Linked DNA regions of Homo sapiens: region 2 is linked to region 1. A link is a loop called in an ENCODE intact Hi-C map of the cell type or tissue named here. Cell type or tissue: dorsolateral prefrontal cortex. All regions are shown on one strand. Each heading gives the region's core, and the rest is flanking DNA. Links, peaks and the distances in the headings are about the cores only. Region 1 overlaps CYB5A (cytochrome b5 type A). Region 2 overlaps ZNF407 (zinc finger protein 407).

Region 1 (14,067 bases), core at 4,154-12,153:
CTGTCAGGGTTCCACTTGACTACAAGGTTGTCACTATTAAACAGTCAAAAGCGTATGCAAAACGACACTACAATATGACAATCTGCAGCAGGTCAAAGTCATGCCTTCGGAGGGTTTGCTTAACCAAGCAAAAATGAACCGAACCCAGGGGAATGAACGCAGGCCGCCTGACTCCACACCAGGTCTCCTAACCACTGTATGTACTAAGAGGAGAGCCACTTTAACAGGCGTCTAAGTCGAGATGATTCCCGTGTCCCTCAGGCACAGTCTGTTTGGCAGCTACCCATCTGCAGGATTAAGTCATATAATTAATTAGTAGACTCCTTGGCAAGTAAGAGAAGTTCGAGAAAGACAACCATAACAAAAAACCCTTTTCACCTAAATGCAATGCTAAGTGACTGAAGTCCATCCATTCTGGAGTTTTAAACAGGATCTTTCATTCCAAATGCTTAACATACCAAAAAAGGTGGAGTACAGAGATTGTCCATAAACAACAAGTAGGCAAAAACAACCTTTAATTTAAAGAGCTTATCTGCAATAGTTAAGCCCAAAATGAAAACAATTCAAAAGAGTTTGGAGAATGAACAATTGATGCAAGATTTAGAATAAGATAACAAGATGCCCTGACCAAACATTTCCTATCATTTCTGGATGCTGTTTTTCTAAGACGGGAAAGGGTGATGGCCTCAAAGTTGGTTTGAGTTCATCAGACTTCTGTCCTGCTCCATTCTGGACTCTGTGGAGGGGCCAGCATCTGCATGGGGCACCAACTCGGGGCTTCATATCCACCCTCTCACTGTATCCCCATAAGCCTTGATGGAATTACTTCCCATTTCACCTAGAAGGTCATGGCATGAAACTAAAGAGGCCCCTCTGGCAGTCACCCAGCTTGCCTATGGGACCCACAAACTCATTCAAACATCTGATGAATGCCAAGCCATGCTCTGTTGCTACCAAAATGGCAAAGTCATGGCCCCACCCTCAAGAAGTTAGAGTCTAGTAAGGAAACTGACATGTAAACAGATAGCTAAATGTGGCGAGCATCAGGTGCAGGAGTCATGGCACAAAAGATGGAGGGATTAACTCTCCCAGGAGTGTGAGGCAGAGAAAAGGCCCAGGAGGGGTCACTCAGGAGGCAACGCTTAGACTCTGTGTGAACATTTCAGCAGGAGCTCGCCAGGTGAGCAAGGGGAGGCATCCCAAGCCCGGGACACAGACACATAGAGGCCCTGAGGCAGAACACAACGGTGTCATGGAGGATACAGGGGTAACTTTATATGGCTCAGGTGAGGGCTTGGGTCTCCAGTGAGAAATTAACCCAGAAAGCCCAGACTGGAAGAGAGCACCTGGAGTTTCTGCCGAAGATCTCTGCATTTCACAGCCTGAACAAATGCCTTCAATTTCTCTCCTTTCCACTCTAGCAGCCAGGGAAAAAGTCTAGGGACAAATAATGATGAATATCAGTGGGTAACATCTAATAAATGCTCACTGTGTATAGGGAAGTATTCTGAGCACTTGTGTGGACCCTTCTAAAGCTCATAAGCCCAAGAGGCAGGCATTACCATTACTATCCCCACTTTACAGACAGAGGTGACGGAGCCAGTTAGGGGAGGCCCTGGGGAATGAACGCAGGCCGCCTGACTCCACGCCAAGTCTCCTGACCACTGTGTGTACTGAGAGGAGAGCCACTTCGCTGAGATCTGCTAACAGGGGTCTAAGTCCAGATGATTCCTGAGTCCCTCAGGCACAGTCTATCTGGCAGCTACCCATCTGCAGGATTAAGTGAATTAATTAGCAGACTCCGTGGCAAGTAAGAGATGTTCGAGAAAGATCAGTTCACTTTTCCTTCTTCCTCATCCCCATTTTATATTGCCACAGAGACTATGTATAGTCCCTGGCACAGTTCCTGGCCTTTGTAAATTGCTGAAGGCCAATTCCAGCACCAAACCCAAGGGACCCCCTTCTCACCACCTCTCCTTCATCTTCAAAAGTTATCTCTGGATTTAATCAACTGGCTGGATTCTCCTGAATCACAGAACCAAATGGCACACATTCACAGAAACATCCTATGATAAAAATAATAGACATTTCTACATGAGATGGTTCTTAAAGGTTAGTTAGGCCAAGGGCAGACAGGTCTTATGCACAGCCTGTGAGCTGGCAATCATCCTGCAGAATGCTGTTAGAATTTCCTCTTCTTGAAAAAGAGAAACAAAATTCTTCTTAATTACTTTTAGAACTGAATTAGTAAATGTTTGGTCTAAAACGTACTGGTAACCAAATTTTGGTCACTATGCCCTGACCAGTATTTCAACTTCTACCATTACTACACTTGTCTCATTGGATAAAATAAAGCAGGTGTGCTAATTCTTCCTCTAATCTCTGAAGAGTACATAAGCCACCAATTCTGACATGATGACCTTGGGGTACAGGGAAGGACCAGGGACAGGCCTGCTTCTGAGGGACAAGAGCAGGAGGGCACTGTGGCACCAGTCCTGCCAGGCCCAGAGCTGCCACAGCTTACCTCCTGCTTTGTAACCCAATGCAACCCGATGTCCTCAGAGGAATATGCAAGCCACCAAAACTGGGGGCCCAGTGGTAGATGAGTGATGACCTAAGAGAGGCTGTTACTCTAACTACGATCTATCTTAAGCTGGAATGGCCAAAAGATGAGACAAGGCCGGGCGCGGTGGCTCACGCCTATAACCCCAGCACTCTGGGAGGCCAAGGCAGGCGGATCACCTGAGGTCAGGAGTTTGAGATCAGCCTGGCCAACAAGGCAAAACTCTGTCTCTACTAAAAAATACAAAAATTAGCCAGGCATGGTGTCAGCCACCTGTAATCCCAGCTACTCAGGAAGCTGAGGCAGGGAGAACTGCTTGAACCCGGGAGGCAGAAGTTGCAGTGAGTTGAGATCGTGCCACTGCACTCCAGCCTGGGCGACAGAGTGAGACTCCGTCTCAAAAATAAATAAATAATAAATAAAAATAAATAAAAAACAAAAGAGATAATAGAATAGCCTACGCTCAGCCCAGAGGTGGAAAGAAAGCAGGATTGACAGTGGCATGTGCCCATCTCTCTCTTTTGTTTTTTTTCCTCTCAATGCCAAATAACTAGGCCTCTCTTTCATGTTTAATCATAATAAACTGGGTTGAAATATGCAGGTGAGACAAAGGAGAAATAAAATAAGGTATCAGAAAATTATTCAATGTCACCCAGCAGCCATTCCACATCAGCTTTCTAGTATTTTATATTTATAAACTTTTAATTCTTATTCAATCAATAAATAACTATTTAGTCCTTTCTATGTGCCAGCATTGTTCTAAAAACTGGATTTATCAGTGAATAAAAGAGAAAAAGTCCTGCATTCACAGAGCATACATTTCTAGTGGAAGGACACAGAGAAGCAAAAACTAATAAATGAGTACATTATACCGTATGTTACAAGGTAATACATGCTACAGGGAAAAACTCAGCAGCATAACTGGGCTCAGCAGTGCAGGGGGCTGGGGTAATATCCAGGCTTAAATACGGTGGTCAGGTGATAGTGTTGAGGTGATAGTGAGTGAGTACTCAAAGGAGGTGAGGCAGGGAACCATATGTTATTTGGGGGGAATAACCTTCCAGTGCAAAGAATTGAAAATGGATCACATTTCTACTACATCTAAGAATTCTTTGCCTAATCCTAAGTCACCTTAAAAAGTTTCACATGTCGGCCAGGTGCAGTGGCTCATGCCTGTAATCCTGGCACTTTGGGAGGCCAAGGCAGGTAGACCACTTGAGCCTCAGAAGTTTGAGACCAGCTGGCAGCTGGGCAACACGGCAAAACCCTGTCTCTACAAAAAAAAAAAAAAAGGGAAATTAGCCAGGCATGGTGGTGCACACCTGTAGTCCTCGCTACTTGGGAGGCTGAGGTTGGAGAATCACCTGAGTCCAGGTGGTGGAGGCTGCAGTGAACCGTGATCATGCCATTGCACTCCAGCCTGAGTGACAGAGTAAGACCCTGTCTCAAAAAAAAAAAAAAAAAGTTTTACATTTTATATTTAGATCTATGATCCATTCTGAGTTAATTGGCATAAGGTGTGAGGTTTCAGTCAAGGTTTATGTTTTTGGTTATTGATGTCCAGTTGTTCCAGAATTATGTGCTGAAAAGGCTATCCTTCCTCTATCGACTTGCTTTTCCATCTCTGTCAACAATGAGGTGGAAATCTTTGTGCGAGTCTATCTCTGGCCTCTCTATTCTGCTACATGGACATACGTATGTGTCCCTCTGCCAGAACTACACTTTCCTGACAACTGCAGCCATATCCTAAGTCTTAAAATGGGGCAGTGTAATCAGCCCTTGAAGGGTTTAAACAGAGTATACGGACTGACCCCATCTGACTTTAAAATGTCACTCTATTATGGTGAGAATATGCTGTCGGGGGCAGGAGGGGACCACGCGAGAGAAGATGGAGGCTCCAACCAGGGGAGCAGCAGTAGACATGGTAAAAAATTGGTGAGATTCTGACATTATGAAAGTTAGGCCCACAGAATGTCCTGGTGGACTGGATGTGGGTATGAGAGCAAGAGAAGAGAGGAGCACAACCCCCAGGCTTTTGGCCTGAGCAGCTGGGAGAATGGAACTGCCATCTGCTGAGATGGGGACATGCAGAGGGAGCAGGTGTGTTTCCCACGTTAGGGTGAGAAGCCTACTGGACATCTAACTGTGATGTAGCCTCAGGGATACAAGAGCCAGTTCAGGACAGAGGTCTTTCTGGCCAGGATGTGACAATCCAGGATTCATTAGCACATTAAAGCCATGCTACTGTGTGAGCCTGCCAAAGCGGAAAAGCCCAGGCCCCAGGGGGGCCCTCCAATAAGGAGGTCGGACAGAAGAGAAGTGGGAAAAGGAGACAGGAGGTGGAGGGAGGAGGGAACCAGGAGAGGATGGCAACCCAGGAGGGTGAGCATCTATGTCAGAGTCTGCTGAGCCACTGTGTTGGAGAACTGAGAGCTGACACAAGGCACCCTGGGAGACCTTGGCAAGAGAAGCTGTGGTGAACAGGTGTGGTTTAAAAGGGAATGGAGGAGGTGGATTGGAGACCAGGCTTAACAACCCTTTCAGAGGCTTCTACTATTCAGGGGAGCAGAAAAATGAGGAAATCCTGGAGGGGGCAGAAGAGTCAAGGGAGGCTGTGTGTGTGTGTGTGTGTGTGTGTATGTGTGTGTTTCAGGGGAGAAGGGAATATGTGTGTTTTTGCAGGAGAGGAGGGTGTGTGTGTGTGTGTGTGTGTTTTGCAGGAAAGGAGAAAACAGCAGGAACACTGATGAGAATAACCCAGCAGGGTGTGGCCTGGAGGGGCCTGGTTTATACTGGGGAACATCGGGTGGCTTAGGGAATGTCTGTGAGTGGGAAGGGGAACAGGATCTCAGGCACAGGTGGAGGCCCGGGCTCTGGGCAGGAAGAGACTGGAAAATGCAGACCAAAGTGCTCCCCTCACCTTTAATTCTCCTCTTCCCTTCTACTGACTGCCTGGGAGCCTCCCTCGATGCCATTCTTGTGTTCCATGCTCTGAGACTATGTCACAATCCAGACTTTCACAATACAGTCCCACTAGTTTCTAACTGTGCAATCCTCAGGGACAAAATCCCAGGCCAAGGCCTACAGAGTAAGAAGAGATCACACTAGCATGTGCCGTGTGTGGAAAAAGGGGGTAAAATAAGATAGTCACAGAGCAGGGACTTGTGTCTGTTTCTCCACCAGGCTCTCCTCTTCCATCCTGGGAAGTTACTTTCTGGCACCGGACAAGGGCCACAGAGTAAGAAGGGATCACACTAGTATGCACTGTGTATGGAAAAAGGGGGAAAAAAATAAGATAGTCACAGAGCAGGGGCTCGTATCTGTTCCTCCACCAGGCTCTCCTCTTCCATCCCCGGAAGAGTGACTTCCTGGCACCGGACATGGGCCAGGTGCACAGCAGGCGGGCAGGCAGGAGCCCTCATCGCGTGGAAAAAGCAGCATATCACAGCCGGGAGGGTCTAACTGCTAGCAGAGGCACAAAACGGGATGGGACACCATGCTGAGACCTGAACAGGGCCAAGCCTGACACAGGGGAAACCAGGGCAAAGGTTTCAAGGTAAAAACAAGTTTGGCTTGTTTGAGAAACAAAGAGAAAGGGTCAATGTGATCAGGTGTGGGCATTAGCAGGGAGGACACAGTGTTATTTGCTGAGGTGGGGGAGGTAGGTAAGGACCAGATCATTCAGAGCTTTCCAAACCAGGGCAAAGAGATACAATTTTATTCTAAATGCAACAGGAAGCCATTGAAAGGAACTGAACAGAAAAAGGACAATCTGTTTCCAAAAGATCAAGTTTTTTTTGTGTGCTTCTCCTAGAAATCACACTTTTCAATGCCATAAATAGCATTTATTACTCAAGCTGAAAACTCATAAAACCACCACCCATTTGATGGAACCAATGAAATCCTGAGAACTGACTGCCCAGTGGCCACCATGAGAGGTGGCAAAGATACAAGAGAGGCCACACCAGGGCATCTGCTCTCAGCTTGGAGGAGAAAGATATTCTAACCACCCTGCAACCAACCTCGTGGCACATGCAGAGGGGATATGGACCCGGAAGGGGAGGGCGAGAGATGAGCGGGACCCACTGAGGGATTTATCAGAGCAGGAACCTCCTCGGATTTCCATTTAAACAATCCTTCCCAGGGCAGTCATTTAAGATGCCTTTCACCAAACAACACATGCCTCCTCACACATACCCACTACACGTGCAAACAATCTCTTTCCGAACCAAAACCACACCGATGATTCAGCCCCTGCCAGGTGAGAGCAGCATCTGGGTCACAAACAAACTGAGGCCGTGAAGACTCCACCCCGACTCCCTCTATTTAAAAATTCCTCTACAAGAAACAGGAATGGCTGTTTCCTTCACCTCCTAGAAGGCAACATAGTAAACTGACAACAGATGGAAAGAAAGGCATATTTTTGTCCATTAACTTTCCAAGGGTTTTGGCTTTGTTCAGATATTTGCATCACAAATTCCCTTTGCTTTCTCCCTGGTTCCTCCAGAGAACTCTCCAGTGATCAAGGTCTCCAGCAAATGACAGCAACTCTGTATCAGTGGGATGCACTTTTGCTTTTAAAGCTACGCTAGGTTCTCATCAATACTCCTTGGATCTCAAGCCTCAGCAACAGACTCAGCACTGAAGACACTGGGTCGCAGCGCCCGCAGCCTGGACTGAAGCCCTGGCTTTGCTCCTTATCGTCTGTGGGACTTGCTGAGCAAGCTGCAAAATCTCCCTAAGACATACCGTCTTACCTTTAAAAGGGAGGACACAATCACCACTGACCCCATAGGGTTGTTTTGAAGATTAAAAGCACAGGCCGGGCGCAGTGGCTCACACCTGTAATCTTAGCACTTTGGGAGGCCGAGGCGAGTGGATCACTTGAGGTCAGGGGTTTGAGACCAACCTGACCAACATGGTGAAACCTCATCTCTAATGAAAATACAAAATTAGTCAGCCTGGTGGTGCATGCCTGTAATCCCAGCTACTTGGGAGGCTGAGGCAAGAGAATCGCTTGAACTTGGGAGGTGGAAGGTTGCAGTGAGCCGAGATTGCACCATTGCACTCCAGCCTGGGCAACAACAGTGAAACTCCATCTCCAAAAAAAAAAAAAAAAAAAAGAGAGATTAAAAGCACAAACGCAAAGAAGGTTTTATGTGCAAAAAGCACTTGGCACACTCCCTAGCACATACTGAATGTCCATAAACATTCAGCCAACGTCCACTGCTATCACTTTTCTTATTAGCTCACTAGGGATTGTTGGGGAGGGGAGGATTAAAGAATAGCATTTACTTGGGGACGATTAATGAATGGCATTTACTTAATTAACACTTTCTGAGGAAGACGAGGGAAAGAAGTCTGGATATATTTTGTGACCTGGCTAATTCTGGACACAGCTGCACAAAGCTTAATGAATAGGTCTGCCAAGAACAAACAATAGCAGGCAGTGAAAGAAACAAGCTGCAAACTGACACTCCCCAGGCCCTCAACTACAGAAGAGTTCAAGTGATTCCATTTCAGACAGGCTCCCGTGCCCACCAGCCAGGCAGAGAGGACCCTTAACTGAGCCTAGAGGCTGTTAATCACCCCATCCCTTCCCTTAGGTCCACATCCCTTATCCCTCGCCCCCTCCAGAGCCTCCCCAGCGTCAGTGCTGGTTCAGATGCCATCATTTTGGCATGGGCCTGCTAGAGACAGAATTCTACGGATGTAAGAAAGTAACTTCTTGCCATCATCCACAGAGCCGTCAGCTCTAAGCCAACAGGCAGCACAGGCCAGATTCTATTCAACAGCAAGAACGGAGCTGTCCCCACCCAATCTTCAGCTCACCCTCCCGGTCCCCATGTTGGAACTCAGTAAAAGGCACAGATACCCAGTTACTATATACACTCAAGACTATGTTCCCAAGAAAACTAGGTCCAAGGGTAATAGGAAAGGAAGCACACTTGATTAAAATGTTCTGTTTTTCAGAATTAAGGGCAATGAATTTCAACACCCATACTCTGTTCCTCTATCCCCAAGCCTTGGAAAGCACTGGTCTATGCAATGTAGGCAGCCATGTTCAAAGGAAAATAACAAAGAGCAAGTCCCTACAACAAAACCTGCTAGAAAGGACACTCTTGAGACTCCAGAAATGGCTCTGAGCCTGCTACTCAGTTTCCCATGTAGTCAGCTGCTGCCTCCGGTCACTTTTCTGATGCTTTGAGCCTTCAGACAATGAAATTCTTTCATAGAATAGACAAGGTATTACTTGCCACAGCTTCACTTTTAAGAGAATTTATAAGCTAAAGGGGATAAAAAATTATTCCATACATTTCCCTTTTTAACAGAAGTACACAGCCAAATTCAGGAAGGGAGGTGAATGAGGCGCAACCAAGTTCCTCCACTCCTAAGAACCGAGAAATGCACACACTGGTGTGCCACCCCAGGGTGCTCTGGTAACATCCATCAAAATTTAGAGTGGCTCATGCCTGTAATCCCAGCACTCTGGGAGGCCAAAGGGGGCAGATCACTTGAGCCTAGGAGTTCGAGACCAGCCTGGGCAACAAGAGACTACATTTCTACAAAAAATACAAAAATTAGCTGGGCATGGTGGCTCATGCCTGTGGTCCCAGCTATTCCAGAGGGAGGACTGGTTGAGCCCAGGAGGTCAAGGCTGCAGTGAGCTGAGATCACACCACGGCCTGGGCAACACAGCAAGACCCCATCTCAAAAAAAAAAAAAAAAAAAAAAGTAGAAGTGTACATCCTTTCACCCAAGAATCCCACTTACAAAGATCTACCATAAGGAGGTAATTGCAGGTGGGAACCTAAAAACATGGAAGGAAAGAGGATTCCGTATATTAGGATCCCTCTATACAATAAGGAGGCAGCCTGGGAACAGGAGTTACTGAAATTCAGGACTGGTCCCTCAACACCTAGTTTAGTGGGGAAAAAGGGAGATTACAGAGCAGCATGCAGAGCACATTTCCATGGATGTAAAGCACATCCACGAGCAAGGTGTTGTAGTAGTGAGTGTGCAAACTGCTCAAGCTGGCCACCTTCGGGGAGCAGAGCTCCAGGCAGCTTTGAGTTTCTTCTTTGCAGTTTTCCACACTGTCCACTTCCTTAACATGATCATGTATTATTTTCCCCTTACACAATAAAGTTGTATGTTTAAAAGCTCCTGAAATGGGATGATTTCCAATCTTGCAAAGCACACATTCCTGAACAATTATATTTCATGTGAATATTTGTATTTTGAGTCATTTTGTTTACTAGTTAACACTATAATTCCTGAGATATGTTCCTACTAAATGGACCTTCCACATAAAAACAATTTATTTTAAAATTTTAATTCAATCAAAATATAGTCACTTAAATGCCTTCTCTACATATTTTTTCCAGTGTTCTCACATATATCATTTCTCCCAATGCAGATGGCAGTGACAGAATAGTTCCCACTTCAGAACAAGGAAAGTGACTGAAAGAAATACCTGACTTGCCCAAGGTCACCTCCATGATATGTCTAAGACCAGGTCTAGTTTTCCTAACCCCAGCCCAGTGCTTTCCCATGAATGCCCAGCGGGACAGGGTTGTTCAGACTCCACTCAACTACAAAGGCACTTATCAGCCATCTTCACCAGGAGGACTTTTCAGAATACCAGACATTCACATTCAGTAAAATTGTGCATGTTATTTATTCCTTGATTGACCAAAGCCGGCTTGCATGTGTTTTCCCTTCCTTATTTACAATTTTCATCAACCTTTAAGATAATCAAAAAGCAAAAGTTAATTTGCTGTTTCTTTACTGTTTTCTTTACTGTTTCAAAACAAAGTTGCCTCTTGGAACCTCTTTTCAAAAGTAGCAACAGGTTACCAAAAAATATAGAGATATATATAGAAATATACAAAAGCCTCACGGGTTCACATTCCCCAGGTGGCCTTCTAAGATGTGGTTTTACTACCACTTTACCCAAGATGCCTAAGCCACCAACACTACCAACAATAACTTTATATTTCCCTTCTACAGACTCTGTAATTTCTAAGTTTTATTTACCTAACGGTATATATTAAATAATAATAATGTTCCCATTTTACATGCATCAAAGGCATATTTGCCAACTGCAGCCTTTAGTAGCATGAGATTCAGAATACTATCAAATTTTCTTGCAAAAAGCAAAGGCATTTAGTATTTTAGCCCTAAATATGGTAGCTTTAACAAGGGTAAAGATACGTGTTCTATGTTTTTCAAAATTAAGGGCAATGAATTTCAGCACCCATACTCTCTTCCTCGATTCCCAAGCCTTAGAACCACTGGTCTACGCAACATAGGCAGCCATGTTCAATGGAAAATAACAAAGAGCAAGTCCCTACAATAAAACCTGCTAGAAAGGACACTTTTAAGACTCCAAAAATCAAAGTGAGTCAGGAGCCAATAGCTTCTATGAGGCAGAATGCTGTAAAGAACATTTAAGGCTCAGGTCCAAGACTATCAGAATCCCAGGAACACTAGAAAATGTTCTACAGAAGCAAGTTTCCATTTTTATGATGTAAAGGGAGAGGAGACAACTTCACAAAAAGACATTCTGCTTTATAAAATTTTCCAGGACAGTATCTATTTCACGAATCAAACACCCACTGACTTGAACCAAAAGCAACAGCTAATGGAAGTGTTGTTAATTACAGGATACCTTTCTCTCTCCCCTCCACAGCTCTTTTAAAAACTGAATAGATGCTGCTGCCCAAATCACAGAAAGGGAAATGCAAACATTTCTCCCCCTGGTCCTAAATGCCTAAGTTTTCATTTCAAATAACTGTCCCTTAAAGTTCTATGATCAAGCAAAGACTCAATTTCACAAATATAAACTCAAAAACTAGAACTCAGGATTGAAAAAAAAATCTAGTTCAAAATATGTAGGCAATAAAGCTCAAAATCTTTTAAGTATCAGACAGTAACTAAGCACCTGCTGCTATGTCGACTGCCATTAATAATAAGCCAGTCTTCCCTCTTAGGTTTCTACCCCTCCGCCTAAACAACAAAAACAGCTTTAGTGGCCATTATTTCAGGAGGTCGGAGCACATGCTGCACCTGTGAGCTTCAACCTGTGTTCTTGGCTTGTACCTGCCAGCAGAGCAGGATCCCTCCACCATCTCACCACACACCTTCTCAACATGAACACGGACATGCACATAAATCTAGGACATTCTGAAAGAAGGGGAAATACTCAGCCATGAGAAATCCTGTCCATACGGATGGGGGATCTCACAGTAAACAAAGGTCTAGCCCATAATGACTGAAAGTTCATTTGAGAGTTAGAAGGAGAAGATAAATCTTTCCTATTTAGGTAAATTAGGTGAGATAAAATATTTGTTAGTTAACACACAAAGGCTTCATGAAATTCTGGAGCCTTTCAACAATAGAAGACAGGAAAGAGGATCGGGCAAGCGGGGAAGAGAGACAGAGACATTCTGCACTCATTTCTGTTTTAAAAGTACGTTTCAGACAAACAGACTAGCCTCATAACAAACTACCTGGCAGGGCAGTGTGCTGAAGAGCTCTGAGCGAGTGAGCTTATTGGAGATATAACCCCAGGAGCACAGGAAGTCACCTGCAAGGAATCCTGGCTAGAGTCTCAGATAGAACCCAGAGAGAGGCTCCCAGAGGCTTTGCCGGGGGCTGGGAAGCCAATGACCAGGACATGCAATAAGCAAGAGATGGTCACAGAAAGTCAAAGCAAATAATAAAGACGGCAAATGGAAAAACACGTCCATAAGAGGTCGAATCGGGAGGTGCCCAGAGGTCAGACACAATCCAGTGAAAGGCTAAGTGGCCTTGCTTGTTCCCAGAACCACATGTTGGCAGACAGTGGAGGCAGAAACGCATGCAGTTCTCGCAATGCCTGAAGATCCCTCCAACCTCTTAAAGTCAACAGGACCAAAACCAAACTAACTCCTTGTGTTTCTCCCAGACCCCAGCCTCCTCACTCACGCCATCCTCCTAGCCGTTCCAGGGGTCAGCCACCCTCTTGTTCATTTTATTTGAGATGCATTCTCCACAAAAACTTTGAGTAAGAAAAAATAAAGAAATTTGTTTTCAGCTAATTTACCCACTCAAGAGCTTGCTCTCATCTCTCAGTTTTTCTCGGAAAATTTTTTGCACAATCCCTCCTTTCCTGACTCACAGGAATGAAATGTGAAAGTAAATAGTTTTGAGTACATTTTAACAATAATCTTCACTTCCCTATTATCGTCTCTGAAAATCTACCCCTAAAGTCATGCACAGTAACCTTAGTAATTCTCAAGTTGGAGAGATTATGTGCCCTAGGGGACCTCTGGCAATATCTGGAGACATTTTGGGTTGCTATAAATAGGGGAGGTAGGGCTGGGAGCAGTGGCTCACGCCTGTAATCCCAGCACTTTGGGAGGCTAAGGTGGGTGGATCACCTGAGATCAGCAGTTCGAGACCAACTTGGCCAACATGTTGAAACCCTGTCTCTATTAAAAATACAAAAATTAGCTGGGCGTGATGGTGTGCGCCTGTAATCCCAGCTACTTGGGAGGCTGAGGCAGGAGAATTGGTTGAACCCAGGAGGCAGAGGTTGCAGTGAGTCGAGATCACACCATTGCACTCCAGCCTGGGCCACAAGAGCAAAACTCTGTCTCAAAAAAAAAAAAAAAAAAAAATAGGGGAGGTGGTGGTACCGGTCATCTAGTGGGTAGAACTCAGGGAGGTGGCTCAATATCCTACAATGCCCAGGACAGACGCCACAACAAAGATCGGCTGGCCCAAAATGTCAACAGTGCCAGGGTTGAAAAAACTCGCTTTAGGAGAAGACAAGAAAAGAAGAAAATGCTTCATAATATAAAATATCCTAATATTCTCTTATGCTACTTCTTCTATAAGCACAAATAGACAAAGCACACACTGTATCTTAAAATTCCACATTTAGAGTTAATGAGAATTGATGTTATATGACAAGATCTGCAGCCGGGCAGGAGGGAGAGGACAGGTCAGCTCTGATTTCCCAACATAAACCCCTCCTTACTAAATGGTAACATGACTTTATCTTCGGGCACTGCTCCAGAGTGAAATACCTTACCAATAAACATCAACTCCAGCCTTATTATTTAATTTTATTTATTTATTTAGAGACAGAGTCTCACTCTGTCCCCCAGGCTGGAGCAAAGTGGTGCGATTTCGGCTCACTGCAACCTCTGCCTCCCAGGTTTAAGGGATTCTCCTGTCTCAGCCTCCCGAGTAGCTGGGACTACAGGCGTGCCCCGCCAGGCCTGGCTAATTTTGGTATTTTGGTTAGAGATGGGGTTTCGCCATGTTGGTCAAGCTGGTCTCGAACTCCTAGACTCAAGTGATCCACCCGCCTCAGCCTCCCAAAGTGCTGGGATTACATGTGTGAGCCACCGTGCTTGGCCCAGCCTCATTTTTTAAAACAGGCCTTTTGATTTTAACATTTTCTGCAAAAACAAAGTCCTCTGATATAAACTGTGATCCAGCTCAGACCA
Region 2 (16,669 bases), core at 5,201-13,200, 710 kb after region 1:
TATCATATTAATTCAACTTCTTTTTGTTGATGTCGTTGACATGAGGAAAGTCTGGAGTCTACTAAGTGTTTATTAATAGGAACTATGAGAACAAACTTTAGACTAATCTTTGAGTTCCTGGCTAATTATTACAACCACCTAAATTAGTGTTATCCTTAGGGAAAGCAAACAAAAATAAGGAGGAAAGCCAGTCTTCCAACTAATAACCGATGTTAAAATTCGGAATTAAGAGAAAAAGAAATGTGTGGCTCTAAATCATTCCATTCTGGAGGCCTTTAGAGAGGATCGAGCAGAAGGGACCTTCTGGCGCTGTTCTGAGCTGCCACTCACTGCTGGGACAGGAGCCACACGTGGGGCCCAACTCTGCCTGTTGCTTTGGGCCATTGAACAGCCAGGGTAGTACAAAAAACTGTCATTGCTTGACAGTGAAACAGGAAGGAAGCAAATGGACCCCGTGGCCTTCCTAACCTTAGACCACACTTTTTCCAGGCAGAGCGTATGGAATTGTGACTGCCAACATCAGAGTTCTAGTCTAGCCCTGCCACCAGACTATGGACTGATATGTTTCCCTGATTGAACTTCAGTTATAATCTTTGTAAAATGAAAATAATTTCTTGTTGACTGGCTCATAGAATACTTATGAGGATGGAATATGAAAGCAGTGTGTGTACTGCAGCATCCTGTGTGAACATACAGCATTTTTGCCATCTCCATGTCACTGTGTGTCCTCAGCATTGGCACTCATTGTATGCAGACACATCCACTGCCCCTCACAGCACACAGCAGTTTCACCATAAGACAGACTTCGGCATACAAACTAATAAATACAAATGCAGTCTAGTGTTGATTTTTCTGCTGACGTTTGACAACTTACTGTGAAATAGGAATAAATGTGAGCTCTCGGTGGGAATAGTTAACATACTTTAGGATGCTAGATGCACTGCCAGAAAACTTTAACTACGTCATGTACTCTGTTACCAAAGGAAGTATTTTGACATATTATAGTGAAATGGCACTACTGTTAAATTAAGAATTGTCACCAAAATAAAATTTAAATACTCCAAAGAAGCCATTTAGCTAATACTGTTTCTCGGACCACATGAGTTTACAAATTACTAGTGTATTATATGAAAATTCAAGAAAGTCTAACCATTTCAGCCATTGAATAGTAGCCCCCATCCATGAATGTCATCCATTTTATACTTGGCATTCTCTCTCTCAGTTTCACTTTAAGCTTTTATTTAACAACTACAGTGTGGTTTCGAAAACATCTCCAATTTTTTCCCTCTCAGAGGAAACATGCAATCATATTATGTTACAATAAATGTAGATAGCTGGAAGTAAATTCAGATTGTCCTTAGTTCTTAAAAATATGGATTGAAAAACACACACAAACGCACACACACTTTTCGATGAGTATGTGAATGAAGAATATGCCGTATCCTGTATATTCCAGACAAAAATCCTGTTTATTCTTCTATTTTTTCTCTTAGTTATATTATTTCTAAGAAAAAGGGGGAGATTTTTTAAAATGTATTATGTTTATCTTTCTTATACATTCTTTAACATGTTAATGTATGTTCATATAGGATATTGTGTCTAGTATTTGTTTAAAATATTAGGACTAGTATCCTTCATGTAAAGGTATTTTTGAGCTTTTTAAAAATATTTTTTATTCTCGATGGGCAACCCCAACACCAGACATTTTGACTAAACATCATATAAGTGTTTCAGGAACAGACAAAATACATTAGCTGATACACATCGCGTGTGTTAGAAATGGCATACTCCGAAGTGCATTGAGCACTGGAAAGTTCATGCTGCTTAGAGGCGTGTCGTTGTGTCAGTACCGGGGAATTTTTTTCAAGCTTTTAATCCATACATAGATAAGTCCAAAGTTGTTAAGATCACATTGATTTTATAGCTCCTTTGATAGACGATAACATCATCAGTGTCTGTGAAATTTATTACAGCAATATGTAGAGAATGGTGCAATTATTATTATAGGTCTTACTGTATTACCAAACCCAGTAAGATTGTACGCGAGGAACGGTGAGCTCACGTGTGGTGTCCGTGTTCATCTCCTCCAACAAGAATGTGTGTTGAGAAAAGAGCCACCTTAGCAGGAAGCATCACAGGCTTCTCTATTGATCGGGCTCTGTTTAAGCAATAAGAGAATGTCTCCTTTCAGTGACAAATAAAATTCTTGAAGAGAGGAGAATATGATGTGAACTCTGAGGGGTTAGTGAAGCTGCCTGTCTTGTGTGCCTGTGGCCTAATTAAAAGTTAGAAAAATACAGCCAAGGAAATTAAATTTTAAAGCAAAACTAGAAAAAAAAAACTGGATTAGAATAATGTTCAAATACTTAGGGATACATTTTTTAAAATATATTCAAGACCTGTACAATAAAAACTACAAAACACCGCTTAGAGGAGTTAAAGAAGACCAAGATAGTAGAGATTCCACATTTATAGATGGGAGGACTCAGTGTTGTTAAATGTCAGGTATCCCCACATTGATCTATAGATTCAACACAATCCCAGCCAAATCCTAGGAGGCTTTTGGTAGAAATTGATGAGCTGCTTCTAAAATGTGTGTGGGAATGCAAAGAACCTGTAATAATCAAAACAGTTTTGGAAAAGAAAACAAACTTGGAAGACATGCATACTGGATTCCAATACCTACTCTAAAGATACAATAATGAAGACATATGGATGCAAGAAACATAGTCGGAAGGCCACAAATAGACCCACACAAGCGTGTGGTCAGTTGATTTTCAACAAGATGCCAAGGAGGAAGGAATGATCTTTTTAATTAACGGTTCTGAAATATTATATATCCATATAAAAAAATGAACCTTAACCCTTACACCATTCAAAAAATTGCCTCAAAATGGATCAAAAGCCTAAATATGAAAGTTAAACTTCTAAACCTTTTGGAACAAAACATAGGAGAAAATTTTTCTGACTTTGAGATATTCAGAGATTTCTTGGATAGGATGTAAAAAGCACAAATGGTGAAAGAAAAAGAACTGATAAATTGAACCATCAAAGTTGAAAGCTTTTGCTCTTCAAAAGATACTGTTAAGAAAATAAAGAGAAAAGATATATATATATAGATAGATATAAAATAGTTTTTATATATTTTTATATATATCTGGCCTAGTTCTTGATTCTAGAGTACTTAAAGAACAAATCACCACTCAAAAATAAGACAAAAACCCAACTAAGAAAAATAGCATTGTTCAATTCTGTAACCCTAAAACTTGAAGTATAATAATAATAAAAAAAATAAATAAACAAACAAAAAAAATAGCAGAAGACAATGTGCAAGTGGCCAGTAAGTAGATGAGATGGTGTTCAATGTCACCACCCTTCAGGACAATACAATTAAAGCCACGAGGAGATGCCACTACATACCCATCAAAATAGCTAACAATCAAAAGACAACCTATACCAAATGTTAGTGAGGATGTAGTCATCTAGAATTTTCAGACATCGCTGGGGAGAGTGTGAAATGGTACAGCCACTTTACAAAACAGTTTGATAAGTTCTTATAAAATTAAACATACACCTATCCACTATATAACCTAGCCATCCGACTCCTAGGTTTTTAACCAAAATAAATGAAAAGATGCATCCACCTGAAACCTTATCCATGAATGCTCATGGCAACTTTGTTCAAGTAATCGAAAGTTAGAAACAACTCAAATGTCTATCAAAAGATAAGTAAATAAACAAGTTATGGTCAATGGAATACTATTTAGTAAGAAAAAGGCCTGAACTAACAACATGGATGCGCCTCAGCAATGTTATCCTGAGAGAAAGAAGTGAGACCCAAGCAAATACTACTCTACGATTCAATTTATGAAGCTCTGGAAAAGACAGATCTCTAGGGACAGAAAGCAGATATTTGATTGACAGGATGTGGGAGGTTACTGACTACAGGAGGACACTGAGGAACATTTTGGTGTCCAGGATATGTACATTATCTTGATTGTGGTGGTGTAACCACAGGGCTGTATAGATTTGTCAAAACTCAGCACAATGTGCAAGCTACATGGGCACTGTTTATTGTATATCACACAGACCTCATAGAGCATTTAAGCGAGAAAGGGCACATGCCAAGAATTATCCTACTTCCTTTCGAAGATTCTATGAACTTAGCATTTTAGATATTGGAATTACATTTCTTGGCTGGGGGCGGTGGCTCACACCTGTAATCCCAGCATTTTGGGAGGCTGAGGCAGGCAGATCACCTGAGGTAAGGAGTTCGACACCAACCTGGCCAACATGGCGAGACCCCATCTCTACTAAAAACACAAAAAATTAGCCGGGCATGGTGGTGGGCACCTGTAATCCCAGCTACTCAGGAGGCCAAGGCAGGAGAATCGCTTGAACCCAGGAGGTGGAGGTTGCAGTGAGCCAAGATCCCACGACTGTACTCCAGCCTGGGCGACAGAGCGAAACTCTGTCTCAAAAAAAAAAAAAAAATTCTATTTCCTAATCATAAAAAAATGAAATTTTGATGCTTTTCTGTGATAATTATTTATATACTTTTCATTTACCATCTTATATGTTAAATCCATGAATTATGAAAATGATATTCTCTGAAAATCAAACATCTAATATTCAGCAGCTTGTACATGTCCTGTGCTGCCTAAAATTTTTAAACATCATTCTTTACCAAATTCAAAAGTATTATCTTTAGAAAAATTATTGGAGATTTCTATGACACATTATTGATGTATTTTTAAGGATAATTGCAGAAGTGGGGGAAAGGCAGTAAACATCAGTGAAACTTCAGGTACTCGGGGTAATAGAATATTAAGCATAGAAAAATTAAACGCTCTGTGCAGATGTCAATTAGTTCCTTCTGCGAATCTGATACCCATCAACAAATGGAGTACTTAGTAACTTACCCTAGCTCAACCAAGTTTACTGTGACTGGCTTTGGTTAAGTTGGACAATAGCCAAAGGAATCTAAAATGCTACAGCAAAATTGTGGTCATTAAAGTAAATTTTGTCTGAATTTTATCTTTTTTTCCCTTAAATTTCTGGATTTGATTCACTTTGACACTCTTCTGATTCTGTTCTATTTCTGCATGCTATTAAACAATTTGAAACTGTATATGACAACAGAAATCTCTTTCAAAAGTCAAAGAATTGACAGGGTTTCCTGAAAATTTCAACCAAAGTTTTTATAACTTCACAGATGATTCATACACAATGTAAAATGCTAAGTGTAGCTGAGTTCCTTTTGAACTTATTTTTGCAGAAGTGATTTTTGGGAAACTGTGAGCTTTCATAAATGCCACATTAACTCTTCTTACAGAAGCAAAACAAAACCTCACACTCAACTCTTGACTTTGGCATCCAGTCTTCAGACGACCTCTGATGTATATGGGTGGGATTTGTGCACCATACAGCTTTGCGAAATGTGAAATTGCCCTATGGATGAACTGCAATCTGTTCTTTTGTGTATTTTACTAAAGAATGTCAGCTGAACTCGTGGGGAAGGGGAAGTGCTGATATGTCCTCCCTTGTCTTCAAGACACAGATGGCCCAGATATGTTTGTGGCTGAGTGTAGGTGAAGGGGGTGCTGAGCTGCCATTCAACAAAGATGGATGAAATCGGAGAAGTTCAGAGGAAAAAACTGGCATACACCCAGGGGCATTAGCATATGAAACCATTGTCTGATGTGCTAGTTCAGCTTACTTGCACATTGAATTTTCAGTTAGGTTTTTTTCTAGTTTATTTAATTACCTGCTTATAACAATTCAAGCAAGTCATGAGAAAGTTATAACTTATGAAACTAAAAAGCTGATAGCACGCAGATAAAACCTGGAAACCAAAATCTGAGGGTAGTAGAAGGGACTCCTGTAGAAGCTTCACATAGCTGTTTGTGTGCACACACTTCGATTTGGGTTATGTTTAACAGCAGTGCCTTGCAAGATGAAACTGCTGTGGTTTTCAGTAGCTTTTACCTTCTGTATATCTTTGATTTCTAGAACTATATATTTTAAATGTTGTGGCACCAATAAAATTTTGAGAATTGTAAATCTAATAGCAATTAGGCCATTTTCTTTCTAAGATGAGTCATCTCTTTTACAATGAAGAGAAGGCAAGTCTTGTGTGGCAATTTTTCTATTTAAAATGGGCTGCTAGCATTATAGCATATACATATATATTCTTCTTTAAAATCAATACCTATTCGGTATTGGTCACTAAATTTAAACATGGTTATTCTTAACATTTCCTAAAATTTATTCTTACCTTAATGGGCTTTCCATATATATTATGAAATAGGTTGAGTTCTATGTTCAGATTTCTCTAACATTTCTGAGCCCACTGATTCTTCACTTGTGGCCATCACTACATCACTTAATCTAGTTCACCCACTTAAACTCTCAGATGTATCCCAGACTCAGCATTTGAAAACTAATGTTCAGCCAAGTCCCTTCAGGAGTATTCCTTGCTTCTAGTTAGCCTTCTCAAACAGTTTTGAGAGAAAATAATAGGTCCAAAACTTACTTTTCTACATGAACCTTGTAGGTCCAAAGCTTACTTTTTAGCATGAACCTTGTATAAATTTGAACTCTCCAGCTTCGCATGGCACCAGGAAAGCTGAAAGGATATCAGGGTTTTAGGACTTCCCCACTCCTCACAATGGAACTGCCACAGCCAGTGAGAACTGAGGTCATGCATCTTAGAGCAGTAGCATAGGGGAGGGATGAAGATGTATCCAGGCTGAAGCCAGCTGCTGTTCTGAGTGCCCACGATACATTCATGAGCAAAACGAGGAGTCTTGGCCTTCTGGAGTATTTATTCTAGCAGAAAGAGACAGACACTGAACAAAAGGCATAGTAAATAATTACATTCCTTTTTAAAAGATAAAGTACTATAAAGAAAAGACAGTGGAGAAAAATAGTGGGGGTTGGGAGTTCTGGAGATGGCCCTGGGTGGGGAGGAGACAGGCAGTTACCATAGTCGATTGGAAGGTCTGGGTAGGCCTTGTTGGGATGGAGACATAGGAGCAAGGAGTTGAAGGTAATTAGAGAACTCGTTGTGGGTCCGCCTGGCACAAGAGTGTTCTGGGTGGAAAGAAGAACCAGTGCAAAGTGAACTGAAACATCACTGGTGTGATGGGGCAGATTGAAGGTGGGGAAATCCGCATTTCCATGGTGAGCTGAGGATTCGTGGATAAGAGCTGGATGACATCAAGAAGGGCTGTGAGCGTCACGGAAGGTGGACCTTCAGACTTCTGTCGAAGAGAAAACTACAGTGAGGGGTCTCCCCTGGGACAGTTGGAGTTTGTTTATTTGCAATAAGGCAAGTGTTGTTGTTTGCAGAAAACTGTGACAAGGCCCTTTGCATAGAAGTCTCACAGTGATTTTTGGGATGGGCACAAAAGAGTGAACATTCTCACTTCAATTTTAAGAAGACAAAGATTCAAACAAAAAATAAGCAAAAGAAGATATTTAAGCAGCCAAAAAGCACATGAAATGATGCTAATCATCGCCAGTTTTTAGGAACGTGAAAATTAAAACTATAATAACATGCCACTGCACACCCACTAAGATGACTGAAATTAAAAAGACTTAAGAATGCCAAACATTAGTGAGGACATGGAGGAGCATCTGGAATTGTTGGGCATTGCTGGTAGTACTGTAAAAATGGTACAGCCAATTTGGAAAACAGTTTAGCCATTTCCTGTAAAACTAAACATATACTTACTTACCATATGACCCAACGATTCCACTCCTAGGAATTTACCCAAAAGGGATAAAAGCAAAAAGCATATATTCATGCAAAGATTTATATATGAATATTTATGATAGTTCTATATGTTTATAATAGCTATTTATAGTCAAAAGCTAAAAATAACTCTAGTGCCCATCAACAGCAGATGAATGGACAATTCATCCGTAACATGGAGTATTAGCAATAAAAATGAAGGCACTATGGATGCACTACATTATGGATGAGTCTCAAAAGTGTGCTAAGCAAAAGCGCAGACACAGAAGAGTGCACTCTGCAGTTCCACTCATTTCCCGAGCCGCAACAGGCAGTTCTCATCCATAGGGTTGTAAGCCAGAGCTGTGTTTTCCTGGGGCTGGGACAGGGGACCTCAGGAAAATTCTGAGGGTAATGAAATTATTCTATATCTTATTTGTGGTGGTGGTTACAAGGGTGAGTAGATGTGTCAAAACTCATTGAGCTATACACTTAGAAGTGTATCCAATTAACTGACTATAAATTACACTTCAGTAAGGTTGGTTTTAAAAAATGTTTGAAGCTAAACTGTTAAGAAACAAAAAAATACGCAGCGATTAAGTAATAGTTAACAGTGTTCCCTAATCTAAGGAAAGCTCGTCAGAAAACTGTATTTAGGGCTGGGCTTTAAATGGTTCAAATGGTGAACACTCCTTTGGGTATAGGATATGGAAAAATACTTTGTAATTTAAGATGCAGAAAAACAATTTGAATCAGGTAAGCTCTCATTTAGGAACATTCTTCTAAATGACTGGCGTGTATTTTAATAAGTGACTGAAGTGTGAGAGACAAAGACTGGTGCACTATTCCAGAATAAAGGAGATTCACAGACACGCCACATAATGCTGTGGTCCGGTTTGGACCCTGCGCCAGAATTTCTTCTTCTTTTATCTGTTTTGCTATAAACCACATTGTTGGAACATCTAATGAAATTAGAATAAGGTCTGTAGATTGGAGAATATTAGTGTATCATTTTTAAATCCCACAGTTTTGTGCATTGTTCTGTGGCTGTGTAAGAGAAGGTCCTTGTTCATAGGAAGCTCACAAGTATTCATGAGTAAAAGAGCATCAGTTCTTCAGCTTACTCCCAAATGGCTCATAAAAAAAAAATGTGTATATATAGAAAGAGTAGATAAATGCTGTAAAACATTTACAATGAGATAAAAGTATAAGAGAGTAGTTCTTTGTGCCATCCTTGCAACTTGTAAATTTGACATTATTTCCGCTTAAAAAGTTACAAAAAATAAGATCAAGATCCAGGTTGTGTCAAAGGGCTGTTTGCTGAAAAGCATGCAAATTTCCTGTGAGGAAATAACTGGGAAGAGCCACAGAAGTGATGAAAATGAACATTTCCAGAGAAATTGTGTCTGGAAAGTCTGCATCCTTGTTTAAAGCAAACAGTCAGGAAGGAGGCCAGTGGCAGAAGGGGAGGCAGTTCGACCCTGAATGTGGACTGTCCCTGCTGGTGTGTGTCCATCTGTGCAGAGAGCAGGGCTCATGTTTAGATTCTCAAACGGTAGGGAGTATTACAGTGCAGTTCACTTTGGACACGTGTCCTATGACCAGGAAACCATATGCAAAAGACGGCAGCGGCACTCAGGACCCAGCGACAGGAAGAATAGATGATGGAAAGGGCCGGGGAGGGCACTCGTGGGCAGTGAGCGGCCACAGCACAGTGTGGACAGAATTCTGGGAGTGACTTTGAAGACAGAGTTGAGATTTTTTTCTACAATTGATGAGGGTGGAAGAAGTTTATTATTGATTTATCAACTATCTAGACATAAAAGCAACGAAATTTCAAGGAGACGAAATGGTGTCCAAATGTTAGAGAAGTGACAAGCCGTGGTTCTGCAGCTGTATTCATTTTAAGCAGGCTAGAAATCTTTACTCAATGTATGTATTTTCTTTCTCTGACTTCCTGTGTGAAAAAACAGTTTGACACCCTGAAATGACTCACATCCTGAATATGTTGCTAATTGAATATTTATCGAAGGCTGACTTATATTTGCAAATTCATGGAATGTAAAGGACAGTGGAGCTAGATCTGCGTGACTGCAGGGGCAAGTGTGAACGGCAGGGCCTGGCTTGGGCGATTTGAGTGTGCCAGGAGCCGTGGCACCTTAGGGCTAAAGGAGACCACATCCATGGTAAACAGCATTCTGGATGCTGTGTGGAGAGTGGCCAGAGGGTCACAAAAGGGGCAGCCAAGAGACAGGTTCAGAGACTACTGCAGTAACCGAGCTGAGGGTGATTCGATCCTACACTGGGTTGCAGTGTGGGTGGACCAGTTGTGAAGTGGGCAGGTTCTAAAAAAAGCATTAGGCTATCAAAGAAACCTTAACACTGATCCTCACAGAAAATAGTATTTTATTCGCTTCCTAAATTATTTTGCTGACCGTGCTGTTTGTAGCTCTGGGTCAGCTCTGTCTCACTGTGCATTTGTTATATTTCTTTTTTCTTTCTGTTTTCTAGATTATTATCAATGAAGTCTTAATCTTTTTTAATGAAATCATTTGGAAGAGGCTTTGGTGGGAGAGGCAGAAGGGAGGGTGACAATGCTGGGCCCTTCCTCTGTCTTTTTCTGGGCAGTTCATTCGGCTGTGCTCTGAGGCTACCATTTCTTGTTTAAGAGATACCGAGGGACTTGTGCTTGGCTCTGCTTTTTTCCTTAGACAACTTTGTGTTAGATCAGGGAAATCTATATGCATTCAGAGTGAGTGGTTTTGTTATTTTTACTTTGAGAATTTTTAGAATTGTTAGAAGCTTGGGATTATAAGGCCATGTATTCTTAATATATTAAAATTCAGTTTTAACCACTGTGATGTGAATACATGGTCTTTGGAAGCTTTTAAAGTAAATTCTTTCAAAATACATGATAAACTCAGCATTAGGTATCATATCTAGAAAACTACTCAAGTTTGGTTTTAATACTAAACAAATAGTGTTCAGTATTGAAATGTTTACAAATTGAATAGTAGGATTTTATGTTAATCAGCCCGCTGAAAACGGAGGCAGGACTTTATGAAACAGAGAAGGCAGCTTCCGTAAGGTAAATCCTACTAGATGAGGCAGGCGCCAACAAGCATTTTCTTAGTTTTTCACAGCGGTGGCTTTTGAGGCTGTAAAATGATGACTCTGGCCTCCTGTGTGAATAAGAGCATTTAAGGTGGACAGTTTGGGGTTTCAGTTAGTCACCTTCCTTGATTTGAGAAACGCTTATCACTTATTATGGCAGTAAAAATGATTGGTTACTTACAGTCTTAGGACATATTTTAACTGTGTTACTTGGGCATTCTGGATGTGTTTTTATTTTAAAATGTATTTAGAAAAAGGAAATGAAGTCAGGAGGTGAACGGCAATAAGTGTTTAATAGTCGCAGATGCACAAAAGGCAGGGCTCTGATTTCGTTATTCAACCTTTGTGCACAGGCAGAGAGCAGCTCAGAAAGTGATTCTTCGAATATGGGATGTAGAATTAGGTTACAACTTCTGCTGATGAAGAAAATGTGAGGTTCCGAATGGACATTAGACATTTTAGATTAGAAAGAGGAAAGGAAAGTAATGAGTCCTATTTCTAAATGAATTTAAAAAGCAATCTGATTTTAGTTCTTGCAAGGCAGAGAAAATAAAATAAAAACTATCGTACTTTATTTACTAACCAATGAATTGAATTGTCTGCCTTTTATTACAGATGTAAAGTAAAGACTATGAAGAGACAATCATTTTTGTAGCTATCAGACTTTCAGTAACATATCTCTTGTGGTTTAAATAACAGATAGTTTAAGTGTTTTTCCATTACCTTTGTGTAAATGAAAAATGCATAAAATATTTTAGCAAGGCAAAGTAATCCAAGGAGATTGTTATTTTGTGTTACAAATTAGGTTATTTCTGTCATAAAATTAAAGAAAAAAATCAACGTTAGGACATTTCAGCTTAATATCATTTACCAGAAGGCATGTGTAACAGATTTAATGAGCTAGCAGGTCACCTGAATCCAGCTGTTCCCGACCAGCTTTATGAAACAGAGAATGCAGCTAGCAGTGGGAGGTAAGCATTATTACAAGCTCTCAAGGAGTTACAAAATCGATTTCTGCTTGAATGAATTAATTTAGATTATCAATTTATAACCAGCTACACGAATCCCATCAACTCAACAGTTCCGTGAATGATCAGGTTCAGTCCTTGTAAGGGCTTCACAATTAGGGGCCTCTCGCAGCTCTGCAGTTAGCACCTGCCTGATGGCTCTCCTGACAAAGTTACTGGGCCCAGCAAAAGGAAAAGGGAACTGCTTGTTCAGGCCCATCGCAGACGTAAAATACAGCCTCTTGAAAAAATAGACATAACAAAAACTTAAGTAAAAAAAATAAATAAAAAGACTAAATGTGCATGTTTGAGATTTTTGTCCTTGTGCCCTTTTTGTGTCCATGGGCCCATGTGTCCGTGGAGTGGTTCTGACCATTCCAGGTGAACTTTAAAATCACCCCTCTGCACTTTGGAATGTTGGGGACAGAGCTGTTTCCTTCAGACTCATTAGAAAATGACCAGCCAACTGTGGCCATTTTCTTCTCCTATAAAGGCTGGGGTTCTAAGCATTTGTTTCATGGTGAAAAGTGGATTCAACCTGCTCTTCTTCTTCCTGCGTAGTCACTTTTTTTTACTTCTACCTCTGCTTACCCAGCTGTCTAAAAACGAAAAATGCTCATTCTGATCCACAATACTAGCCATTTCTTGAAGACATTTTTTCTACTCAATCTTAAATTGATCACATGGCTCTGTTGTTCTTCACTTGTTTTCTGCAATCCTGATGCCTTACACTTGTACCCTGTGTGGAGATCACTCTCACAGCCATGATCTTGTGCAGCCTTTGCAGCACCTGCGGAATGTGCAAGTGATGTTCCTCATCTCCAAGATGAGGAGCCTGGTGCCAGCTGCCAGTGGGACCGCTGCACCCACGGGCTCACCAGTCATCCAAGGAGGGCTGGGATTTGAACACAGGCCTTCAGCTGCACAGTTAAGAATCCTTTTTTTCATGGGATGATGTTTCTTGTCAATAAGATTTAATTCCCTGAGGCAGAGAGAGTTTTAATTCCTTTTTCTTTAGTTTACTCAGCTTAGCTCAGTGAAGGGCAAAGCAAAAACACCAAGAAAAATTACTTTTTGAATTAAATGAATGTCTTCTTTGCCTAGCCCCATCCTTCCCAGGCTGTCTGTCAGCTCTTGCCTCCTTCAGTGTGGGAAGGTCCCCTGTCCTATCACTACAGGCCTTTGATGGGTCAAAATACCTGTCTGTGTTCTCCTCTAATCCACTTTTCCATATAATGCTTTCTTTCTTTCACATAGATCATACTTAGATCATCACTTCTATGTTGATGTACATATTTTTTTCAATTAACGAAGGACATGAACAGACACTTCTCAAAAGAAGACATTTATGCAGCCAAAAAACACATGAAGAAATGCTCATCATCACTGGCCATCAGAGAAATGCAAATCAAAACCACTATGAGATATCATCTCACACCAGTTAGAATGGCAATCATTAAAAAGTCAGGAAACAACAGGTGCTGGAGAGGATGCGGAGAAATAGGAACACTTTTACACTGTTGGTGGGACTGTAAACTAGTTCAACCATTGTGGAAGTCAGTGTGGCGATTCCTCAGGGATCTAGAACTAGAAATACCATTTGACCCAGCCATCCCATTACTGGGTATATACCCAAATGAGTATAAATCATGCTGCTATAAAGACACATGCACACGTATGTTTATTGCGGCACTATTCACAATAGCAAAGACTTGGAACCAACCCAAATGTCCAACAATGATAGACTGGATTAAGAAAATGTGGCACATATACACCATGGAATATTATGCAGCCATAAAAAATGATGAGTTCATATCCTTTGTAGGGACATGGATGAAATTGGAAACCATCATTCTCAGTAAACTATCGCAAGAACAAAAAACCAAACACCGCATATTCTCACTCATAGGTGGGAATTGAACAATGAGATCACATGGACACAGGAAGGGGAATATCACACTCTGGGGACTGTGGTGGGGTCGGGGGAGGGGGGAGGGATAGCATTGGGAGATATACCTAATGCTAGATGACACATTAGTGGGTGCAGCGCACCAGCATGGCACATGTATACATATGTAACTAACCTGCACAATGTGCACATGTACCCTAAAACTTAGAGTATAATAAAAAAAAAAAAAAAAAAAAAAAAAAACAAAGGTAAAACTTAAGTATTTTGTTTGAAAGTTGTAGGTTTATTTATACAAACTGTGATTCGTGTCTGCTTTCCCCTGGCTTAACCCTTTGGACATCTTTTCATTGCTACCATAGCCACATGGCAGAACATATTTCTGAGAAAGAAAATAATTTAGAGTCTACTCCAGGAATATAGGAATATTGCTCACGAATGTGCCAGACTTTTAATTTCTTATTTTTGAATCATTGTATTGAAGAATAACAGTGAACTCAAATCTCATAAAGATTGCTGATAGTGTAAAAGAGAATGATTCTTATACTTTGATGCCCACAAAAAGAATAAATTTATATGAATATGAGTCACTTTAGGAAATACGTCTTGATTATTCTTCCATTATTGAAGAAATTGGCCTGATCAATGTAGCCAAGATGACTGCATTTCAACATTGTCACTTTATTTTGCAACTTTAATTTTCAATGATGTTTTGACACAATGTGTTACATGAAAAAAAGTAACCTAGGTCTGAGGGCATGAATCTGAACAGCCAGTGGCTAACATGATAGCTTGTGATTTCCCTGAGAGAACATAAATAGAATATCATGTAATCTTAGAAAATCATAAGAAAGTTCTTTATGGATTGATACCTGATATATTTAAATAAGCAGAAAAGGCAATGTAAAGAACTCTGGGTGCTGGTGCTGTGGATTTGTATTACAAGGAAAGAGTACGCATAAATGTATCTGCTCTTATTTCCATAAAATATCTGTGGGCGGGTCCACAGGAAACCGATATGGCAGGTTTGTTCTGGACAGGGAAACCCAGTGTCAGGGGGACGTGAGTTGGAGAGCGATGTTTTTACTGGATGCTCATTTGTACCTTTTGAGTTTTGAACCAGTTGAATGTATTATCTATTCAAGACAGATTAATTTTTAAATAACATGCTACAGTCCTAGCACAGAGGATTCTTTTGAGACGTAAAACAACGGTTGTGAAAGTGTTTTGTAATTTGTAAATATACTAATATTATAATTGCAAAGAGTTAATGTTATTCAGCTGTCACAGTTGATTCTGTTACAAAGGCTGAAATGGTCATATCCGTCAGGGCGTGATCTCTTTTTCTTGGTGCTCCTCAAACATCATCAGCCTAGTAAAATTTAGACCAGTGTGATCCTCTGAAATAAATCTGTCAAAGTTGACAATAGAAAATGTTTTCCTTGATATGGCATCTCTTCAGATGGCTAAAGCAATAACTATGCAAAAAAATAGCTATCTGGTTTAAGTTTTAAGATAAAAGATGCATCTATTTTTAATCTTTCATCATTACTCTTTTTTTCTGCATCATTTTTATATATTTTATTAATGCAAATTTTATTGTATTCACTATTAAGTTGTAATTAATATTTACCTGCCTATGTGCTCAACCTTATACTAAGAGCATTGTGGAATATAAACTAGGATGAAGTAATTGTGCTTCACCTGAAAGATCATACATATGTGCATCGAATGCTTGGAGAATGATTATAATAATCAGAATGATGGCATCAACGTCACATTAAGGTGCGTAGATAGCCTTTAGTAGGGTGCAGTGAAATATCCTCACAGACCCTGTCTCCCTGCACCCTCCTCCCCATTTGATTTATTACTCATTTCCAGAATTCTCTTTTTGAGGGCCCCTACCAGAAATTGGTCATTTCTGTTCAGACTCATCAGTGCCTATCACATGATGTCCCACCAGAAGCTGAGCTTTCAGGGCCGGAGCCCAGCCTCCGCAGTGTTTGTTTCTCCAGGGCCTGGCAGGGTTTCTAGCACAGACTGGGGAAAATGGGTGGGGAAGATAGATATCTTTGAAGTGCCGACTGTAACAATAGGAGTTCAACACAGGGAGGGACATCATGGGTTGGAAAAATTAGTAAATGGGACAAATAATATTATAAATAGAATGATATCTTTTTATGAAATGTTTCTAATTTGGCATTGGACTGAAAACCTTAAGGTTTTATTTTGAGCCAGAAAGTTATATGATAAACGATATCTATTAGGGGGAGAAGACCTTTCTCTGTAATTTTTATCATCACAAACCATTATTAGACAACAGTTAACAGTCCTCTCTGGGCAAAGAGCACATTTTTAGGTTAAGTGAAAATGAAAAATGCCAGTTGTTAAGGTACTGAAGAGTAGTGAAGTACTATGAGAAATAAACATAGAACCATAGGAATAGAGCAAAAGGAAACAGAATGCGTTCAACCCAGCACACATGATGGAATCTTTCCTCAAAAGTTGTCTGAAATGCCAAATATCTCCAACCCTGTATTTCTGTCAATTCGCATGTGAAAATCAGGAGAGACATTAGCAGTAGCAACAGAGAATTCAGAGTTTTGCAAGCATATTTTATAAAGATGGAGTACAGAATAGAAATTGAAATATAGTAGGTTGTATGTGGAATCTGTGATTAGACAGGTCGTTCTCACCTGGAGGAGATTCTGTCCCCCGTGAATATTTGGCAATATTTGGAGACATTTTGGGTTGTCCCACCTTGGGCAAGGGCAGTTTTGGGAGAGGAGGCTACTGGCCTTTAGCGGGTGGAGACCAAGTGCTGCTGAACATTCTGCAATGCACAGGCAGCCCCCATACCAGAGTCACCCAGTCCAGAATGTCCAGGAGCCAGGGTCCAGAGAG

What was found. Peaks named below come from ENCODE experiments on the same cell type or tissue, not always from the same donor. Only the 100,000 strongest peaks of a DNase experiment are listed, where the experiment ranks them.
Region 2: it touches region 1 in a loop (6-fold over the local background); 1 of 110 quality-filtered maps calls a loop at or near these places.

The regions. Positions count from the first base shown.
Region 1 is chr18:74,276,568-74,290,634 of GRCh38, forward strand. The region is part of intron 1 of CYB5A (cytochrome b5 type A); the gene reads right to left. Among named protein-coding and RNA genes, the nearest start is that of CYB5A, 8.4 kb to the right of the region's middle. RefSeq lists enhancers at 4,512-5,039, 9,318-9,487, 13,975-14,067. In dorsolateral prefrontal cortex, for the core only: no CTCF peak of the experiment used is centred there; no DNase peak of the experiment used is centred there; H3K4me3 peaks cover 790 bases; H3K27ac peaks cover 976 bases.
Region 2 is chr18:74,985,365-75,002,033 of GRCh38, forward strand. All of the region lies in intron 8 of ZNF407 (zinc finger protein 407), which reads left to right. Among named protein-coding and RNA genes, the nearest start is that of PTGR3, 220 kb to the right of the region's middle. RefSeq lists enhancers at 9,383-9,884, 9,885-10,384. In dorsolateral prefrontal cortex, for the core only: no CTCF peak of the experiment used is centred there; no DNase peak of the experiment used is centred there.